Regions from separate parts of the Homo sapiens genome. Here region 2 is linked to region 1. Evidence: read pairs that join two places in POLR2A ChIA-PET (ENCODE). Cell type or tissue: Panc1. All regions are shown on one strand.

Region 1 (4,000 bases):
ATATTCATCAGTTTTACAAACATAATGAAAATTAGTTGATTTTTAGTTGATTTTTTTGTCCCAACATTTTTTTTAACCTTTTTGCCACTCATTATATGTTTGCAGTTCTAGGTCTTTGACAGCTGAAGACCACAGGAATCAAACAGGCGAGACACACAGAATACTGACCCTTCTTTACGCTTTTATAGTGTTTATACCATATGGCCCAGTGTGGAATTCTTGATTATCCAAGTGCCTTTGGTCATTTGTGGCAGGAAAACTTAATAGTTTTTAGCCAGCAGTGCCACAGCCAGCTTTTACTGCAATACCTAAAGGGTCAAGTAGTGTTTTTGTACCACTATTATTTCAAATTTAAGTATTCTGCCATGAAACGATCCATACTGGGCTGGAACTTGACATGTGAAATCTTTAATACTAAAGCTTATCTCTGCTTGGCAGCTTTTTAGGAGAATAATGAGAGTTACAATTTTGACTCTTGCGTTCCTAGAATTCAAATGGCATAGCTTTCTGAAATGAGTATTTCAAGTTTAGTAGTCCGTATAGGAGTGTTGTGACTTCAATTTCAGTGTTCTTGTTAAAAGAAATAATATGATATATATATACACACATATATATAACTTGATGCCAGTTTTCTAGTAAGCCTCAGTCTTTTATTCACTACTCAATGATAATGCATTGTACAAACACTGTCACATGAGTAAATAAAAATGAATAATTCCTTAGAAGATGGAGAGTGTTAAATTATATTTGTGATAGGAAGCTTAGACATATCTTTTGGTTATTAGCTTCCATTGCCAATTGTATTTCAGATGCATAGGGTTTTCTTCCCAAAAATATATTGTTAACTTTTATAGCTAACTAGCACCTGGAAAAAATGTATTTGTACAACTTTACTATTGTATATAGTTTTATAATAATGAAAAATAAACCCAATGGCCATATTAGAATGCAATTTCGACATACAGCTTATCTAGATAGTTTTCCAGAGGATTTTGAAATTTGGCTTAACTGGGAGGATAACTGCTCAGCACACCACTGAAACATAACCACTGACACCATTCATTTATTTTAACTGAGATTCTTGACATTTTTCTCTCCTATGCCTTGTTACTTTAGCATACTTGAACTCACATAAATGCTTCTTTGGATTACATGGGCTATCTGATTCCATTTTGGATCTGATTGTCCATCTTGAATTCAATATGGTATTCATCTGGACTATTCAAAAATTATGCCATTTCTAGTCTGTGAAATAAGATGTAAAAAATCTTTATTTTTGCCCTTTGGTAAAAACCTATGTGACAACTTTTAAAATGTGAAGCAACATCTAATATAGTTGACTGGTATACTAATAGGAAAGTGAAAGTATTTCATGGGTACTTTGTCACAGAATGTGAAAAGAAACTTGGCATAGTGGCCTTTATAATGAGGCATCCACTTACTCCTCTGAAGTGAAGTCTGTAGCTTAGCTTGTGTATAGTTTTTGAAAGAAATCTCATGATCTTCGTTCATTCTCTTGCCTTCTCTTTTATCTCATATGGCACAAGTAGAGGGGGAAGCCAGGAGGAAATTCATCACCTCGCTATGCTTTTATTTGATTTTTAATTCCTGAGTGCCTAAATGTGGTGACCGGCACCTCACATAACTTTTTGAGATTCTTGATGTCATTTTTATCCTTCCTGTCAACCAGCAATGTATTTTTATGTTACTAAAACCAGTAACGTCATAATTGTTGAGGGCAAGCTTCATTGTTGATAGTGCAAAGTGTCGCTGTTGTGATGTGTGTTTATTTTATTCAAGTTTGAATATTGACAAGTGTAACTTAAGCTGGTGACTGACACCTATTGATCTGCTGTGTGCAAATGATAGTACTATTTTTTAGAAAACTCTTAAGTAAATTTTAAAAATATTTGAATACAAAATATCTGAGCAATTTTGAACTCAAAAGTTTTTCATTGTTTTAAGGATTGCCACAGGACTCTTTAATGGTTTTTAATGGACATACATGCCTAATATTTATTGGTGTGTTTAAAATATTTTTTGATAGAGTGTTATGTCTTAAGCGCATTAGAAAACAATTGTTTGTAATGGAATCAAAGTGTTTCCCTGGACAGTTTGATGTGCTTATGGTTGAGATTTATAATCTGCTTGTACTTTGCTTTTTAACTTATTAACTGTAAATAAATTTTAGAGAATACATAGTGTCTAGTTTTTCTAATGATTTGAACATTTTTGAAATGGTATTTTGTATTTGTATGTGACTCAGAAAACATCTTAATTTACAATTTGATAAATTTTGACTTTTTTGTGAACTTCAAATTCCCAGAAATCTCGAGATTTGTTTTTTGTGCTATCTCGGGAGTCTGTGTTCCATCAATTCTTTAATTATCTAGCGAATTTTTAGGATGGCGCTACAAGCCCAACTTATTAACCAGTTTGCCAGCAATAAAATATCCTACAAAAAAAAAATGCATCAAAATTCAGAATTCTCTAAATCCTGACCCGAGGTGCCCCTGTGACGATGACAAAAGGTCTAAAGCTCTTGCTCTTTCATGGCATGAAAGGAAGTAAGAGTGCTCCATTTGAGTACCAGTGGTATGGGCTGTTCCACAGAATAAGGGCAGGGCTAGAATTTTCATTAGAGTCTAGAAGGCAGAAGTGGAGTATTAGTGAACAGCACAGCAAGAGCCGGATTCATAGATAGTACTGTGTGGGCTGAATTTGTCTTTGTACCTAAGTTCCTATTAGTTGGAGGAAGCGTAGTGTAATAGTTGTGGAGTCACAGTGCCTGGGGTGGAATTATTATGCATACCTTTGTGACTTGCAAGTGTTGAGACTGTAGGTAAGTTACTTAAAATCTTTGTGCCTTGCTTCCTCAACTATCAAATGTGATTAGTGAAAGAAACTATTGGGATATTATAAGGATTAATAACTACCCCTTTCAAAGGGTAGTAATGCTAGACACATAGGAAGTACTAAATAAATGCTCTTAATTATAGGTATGCACAGTGAGAATAGGTATATAAGCTGAGAGTGGTCCGTTGTGAGTTTAGCTCTCCAGGTTTCTCAGCATCCCAAGAATATTGTGTGGCTCTGGGAAAGCTGTAAGATAAATGAAGAGAAGAGAATTTGTGCATGAATAAAATTGAAGACATAAGGAAATCATATAATTTTTTAGCTTGCTGACTATGCAGTAGGAGATTGGATTAAGTTGATTTATTACAATTTTTGTTGTTGGAGTTTTTTTAAAGATTCACATCTTCTTTTGTTATATCTCTATAAGACATTTGAATGTACTGTTATGTGTTTTAAACTATCTGAGAATTTATAACAGTAATAGATTTAAAGCTGTTGATCCAAGAACTTACAAAAGTTTTGGACTACATATTTGCTTAGAGTAAGCTCAGTAAGTGTTGCTTATAAATGATGTTAATTTATATGCATAGAACCAAGCTATAGTTTGTATAAAGTTTATAATTCAGGTGTTAAAGGAAACAAAGTGAGTACAATAGCTGTGCTTGAAACACCAGAAAATTATTACTGAAAGTAAAAAAAATCTTGTATTTGAAGCATTGACACACTCATTTTTGGATGTCAGATATAAAGCCTGTAATTTAGGTTTAATTCCTCATAGCACAGAGAATAGAACATCCTCTAAATTGGTGAACAAGCCAAAGTTGCAGTTATCTGAAGTTGACACAAAATAATTTCCTGGAAAATTATTAGATGAAAGTCATACAAGAACAAGAAGCTAAAAATTGAGCCTAATTGCAGATTTCACAGAAGTAATGACTTCTCACTGTCATCACTCTCTTGTGTCTTGGTAAATGTCATTCTAAACCATGATCTATAACATAATAAACATATCTAAAGCCCAATTGGAAAGTAATAATCATAAAAACACCAAACACTATGTTTAGCCCAGAAAATTTGAATAAGTAGTCTACTGAATCCAAAACTGGACTTATTTAGCTTCCGAAAGCATTCATAGAAAAGTTAA
Region 2 (4,000 bases), 1.2 Mb before region 1:
AATTATATAAGGTATAGTATAATGCAGGTTTATGTTTATTGGAGAGATCATTTCCTTAAAATAGGATTGATAAACATTCATCCAAAAAAGTCATTCGCTTATTGCACAGTTAAATAAACAAATGCTTATTATAGAAATGTAATTACGTTTTCAAAAGAAGCAAGAGTTCTGAATTTATTGACTTTTTCTGAGTCAATCTTGGCAAAGAGTATTCAAAACAAATTAGAAATTTCTGTACTTTGTCCAGCAAAAGCTTGGAAATGGCCTTGGCTTAGAATACAGGTGAGCAAACAGGTATTCTTTGGGTAAGCCCCAGCCCATACAGTTGTTTTGCCAAAAATTCAAATTGGAAATTGTTCTGAAAAATCATTTTCCATCTACATTGCCAATAGCAACAATCAGCTGGGGCTCATTAGGTACTAACAGTTGCTGAGCTTTAACATCTGACCCAATCTCAATAATCTGTATTTTGCTGACCCCTAGCTTCCTTTCCTTGTTTACATCACTTGCTTGGTCTCTGTAAATTTTCAAGTTTGAAGTAGCTATCTTAAAGCAGAAATCAAAATGTATTAATTTAATACCATACTGAAGTCAGGCCGCTATTTGGCCCATACACAGTGGTGCAGGAGCATCTCTTGTTTAAGCTCAATGATCATTCTGATTGGTCAGCACCATATTGTACTGGTTGTTAAATATTTTGAATTTTTTTTAATACTTTATTTTTTAGAGGAGTTTCAGGTTTGCAGCAAAATTGAGATGAAGTTACAGAGATTTTCCATATGTGCCTGGCATTATATATCCCATGCCCCCACGCATGCACAGCCTCTCCCATTATCAACATCCCCCACAAGAGTGGTACATGTTTTACAATTGGTGAACCTACATTGATATTATTATCACCCTGTCAATAGTTTACATTAGGGTTCACTATTGGAGTTGTGCATTCTATGAGCTTGAACAAATGTATAACGACACCGGGTTGGTGGCTCATGCCTGCAATCCCAGCACTTTGGGAGGCTGAGGTGGGTGGCTCACCTGAGATCAGGAGTTCGAGACCAGCCTGGCCAACACGGTAAAACCCTGTCTCTACTAAAAATACAAAAAATTCACCAGGCATGGTGGCACATGCCTTAATTCCAGCTACTAGGAGGCTGAGGAAGGAGAATCACTTGAACCCAGGAGGCGGAGGTTGCAGTGAGCTGAGATGGCGCCACTGCACTCCAGCCTGGGCAACAAGAGTGAAACTTCATCTCAAAAAAAAAAAAAAAAAAGAATACAAAAATTAGCTGGGTATGGTGGCACATGCCTGTCGTCCCAGCTATTCAGGAGGCTGAGGTGGGAGAATTGCTTGAGGCTGGGAGGTCAAGGCTGCAGTGAGCCAAGATCGTACCACTGCACTCCAACCTGGGTGACAGGGCAATAACCTGTCTTTAAAAAAATGGTGGAATGACATGTATCCATCATGATAGTATCATACAAATTATTTTCATTGCCCTACAAATCCTCTGTGCTTTGCTTATTCATCCCACTGCTTCTTCCCTAGCCCATAAATATAATTCTTGCCTAAAATTCTTCTAGTCATATTCTTAAGTTGACAGTTGTTTGAATTTGTATTATGGATATTCAAATAAATAAAAAACTTTATTATATAATGAAGGTGAAGAAATTAGACCAATAAGTAAAGAATTTAAACCATGTTAGATTTAGCCTAAAACAAAGTAAGCTGTGGATGAGTAGAAATGTTTATCAATTAGAAGAAAATATCCTACAGCATTCTTTAGTAATTATTTAGGTTAATCCTGTTTACAAAGTACTAAAAGTATTATGGTTTAGGGTAAAATTCAGTCTTGAAATTATATATTTAACTACCTATTTAACAACTCCAATGAAATATCCTCAAAGCATCTCAAATATGACCACAAAATATTTGCAGTGACACACAGTAGATTCACCTTGGCTGGGTTTCATTATTATGGTAAAACTCTTTTCATAATCAATAAATGTGTACCTTTGTCCCATGTCTTCACTAAATGAGTTGACAAATGAGTTATAGCCCATGTCTTTGCTGAATTAGTTGATTCTGAAGACACAGGTATTCTCAGCACTGTGAGTGGGATTCACTATGATCACAGAAAAGCCTTTAGAGCAAATCCCATAAAACAGATTTCAAATAAAATCACACAAAAGAACTTTAAGCCCTCCCCTTCCATTTTGTCTCACTTCTTTGGCAGCCACAGCTGCCCTAAGATGTTTGGGTAATCTGCTTTTTTACAAAGTGGGACTGGTGATGAGTGACCCCGAAAGTGGTATTTGTGGCTGCTGGTGTCTTAGACCTCTGCCTGTTTACTGCCTGGTCTTCAGTGGAAATCTGAACTCTCTTTTTCCTGTTGCTCTGTCTTGGAAAAGGATGTAAACAATGATTCAGTGTGAGTGTTTGGGGCTCATGGTAAATGGGTGGAATAATTGAATCATGGAACATTATAGGTGGTAAGACCCTTTATATGTTGTTTAATCTGCTCTATTTATTTCACAATTGAGGAAATTGAGCCTCAGAAACATAAAGTGACTTGCTTATGAGATCTTATAGCCAGTGAATTACAGCGTCAGTTAAAGAACTTACCCTAGGCCGGGTGCAGTGGCTCACACCTGTAATCCCAGCACTTAGGGAGGCTGAGGTGGGAGGATCACTTGAGGTCAAGAGTTTGAGACCAGCCTGGCCAACATGGTGAAACCCCGTCTCTACTAAAAATAAAAAAAAAAAAATTACCAAGGCATGGTGGTGCATGCCTGTAATCCTAGCTACTAAGGAAGCAGAGGTGGGAGGATTGCTTGAACCCTGGAGGCAGAGGTTGCAGTGTGCCGAGATCACACCACTGCACACTCCAGCCTGGGTGACAGAGCAAGACTCCGTCTCAAAAAAAAAAAAAAAAAAAAAAGAACTTATCCTATCATTTCAGATGAGCATATTGGTAGCATTGCTACCGTGAATTGGGGAATCAGCATAAGGAAACTTTACAATGGCAAATATACCATATTTCAGGAAAGCTCTGTATTTCACTCTGAAACTTTGTGTGTCACCATCCTGCTAAGTAACTCGAAGGCATTTTCTAAATGACAGGATTCTCATTAATACCATATTCAACTTTAACATTGACAGTTAAGACTTTTGAAGAGATATAGAAGACATGTCAACATGGGCTGCGCACTGAGATACAGGGAGGAAAAGAGGAGGCTGATGGTTGGTTATGGTCAGCATGAGCTATGCAGAGGTATAGCCGACCAAGGAAACTCCTCATGCCCTTCTGTTGAATTCTTCATGTGCCTGGCATTATCTGTCACTCTGGCCTCTCTCCCAAGCTCCCAGCTCAGATCCTTCATTGCCTGTTGGACGTCTCTACGTAAACACATTAAAAAAACAAAGGCTAAGCAATTCTCAAAGAGTATCTATCATCATCCCTTCAAAATATATTTAACTACAAAATATACTTAACTACAAAATATTTGTACTTCAACTCCAACAAAGTGTCCCAAAAATGTCTCAGATATAACTTATACACTCTCATCTTCACCTTGGCCCTCCGGCTCCTCCTGCAAATCTCACTCATCTCAGAAAATGACAATACCAGCCTTTCAAGATTGCTTGAGCCCAACACGCAGAAGATATTCTTGATCCCTCATTTCCCCTCTACTTTCTGTCCTTCAGAAAGCACTGGTAAACCTAGCTCCAAATGTATCTCAAATTCACCCACTTCTCTCCTTTGCCAGCCCCACTTCAAGCCATACCACCTCACCTCTTACCGGTTGTACTGTAAAAGCTTCCTAAATGCTCTCTCTGCTTTCATTCAATTCTATGCCCCTGTCCACTTCATTCACAGACCAGCACCAAGAGTGATTTCTTCAAACACAAATTAGAGCAGATTATTTCTCTGCAACAAAATCCTTCCCTGGCTTCTCACTCTGCTTAGAATAAAGTCAATGTCAAACTATTTACCATGATCCT

Evidence for each region. Peaks named below come from ENCODE experiments on the same cell type or tissue, not always from the same donor. Only the 100,000 strongest peaks of a DNase experiment are listed, where the experiment ranks them.
Region 2: POLR2A ChIA-PET joins it to region 1 with 5 read pairs; 2 of 35 experiments call an interaction of 5 or more read pairs at or near these places.

The regions. Positions count from the first base shown.
Region 1 is chr7:106,654,966-106,658,965 of GRCh38, reverse strand. CCDC71L (coiled-coil domain containing 71 like) reads left to right here. Exons shown (of 1, transcript NM_175884.6): 1 at 1-4,000. Among named protein-coding and RNA genes, the nearest start is that of CCDC71L, 4.2 kb to the left of the region's middle. In Panc1, no CTCF peak of the experiment used is centred here; no DNase peak of the experiment used is centred here; H3K27me3 peaks cover 686 bases.
Region 2 is chr7:107,864,521-107,868,520 of GRCh38, reverse strand. The region is part of intron 1 of LOC105375444 (a long non-coding RNA gene); the gene reads left to right. Among named protein-coding and RNA genes, the nearest start is that of DLD, 25 kb to the left of the region's middle. In Panc1, no CTCF peak of the experiment used is centred here; a DNase peak (open chromatin) is centred at 2,430; H3K27me3 peaks cover 364 bases.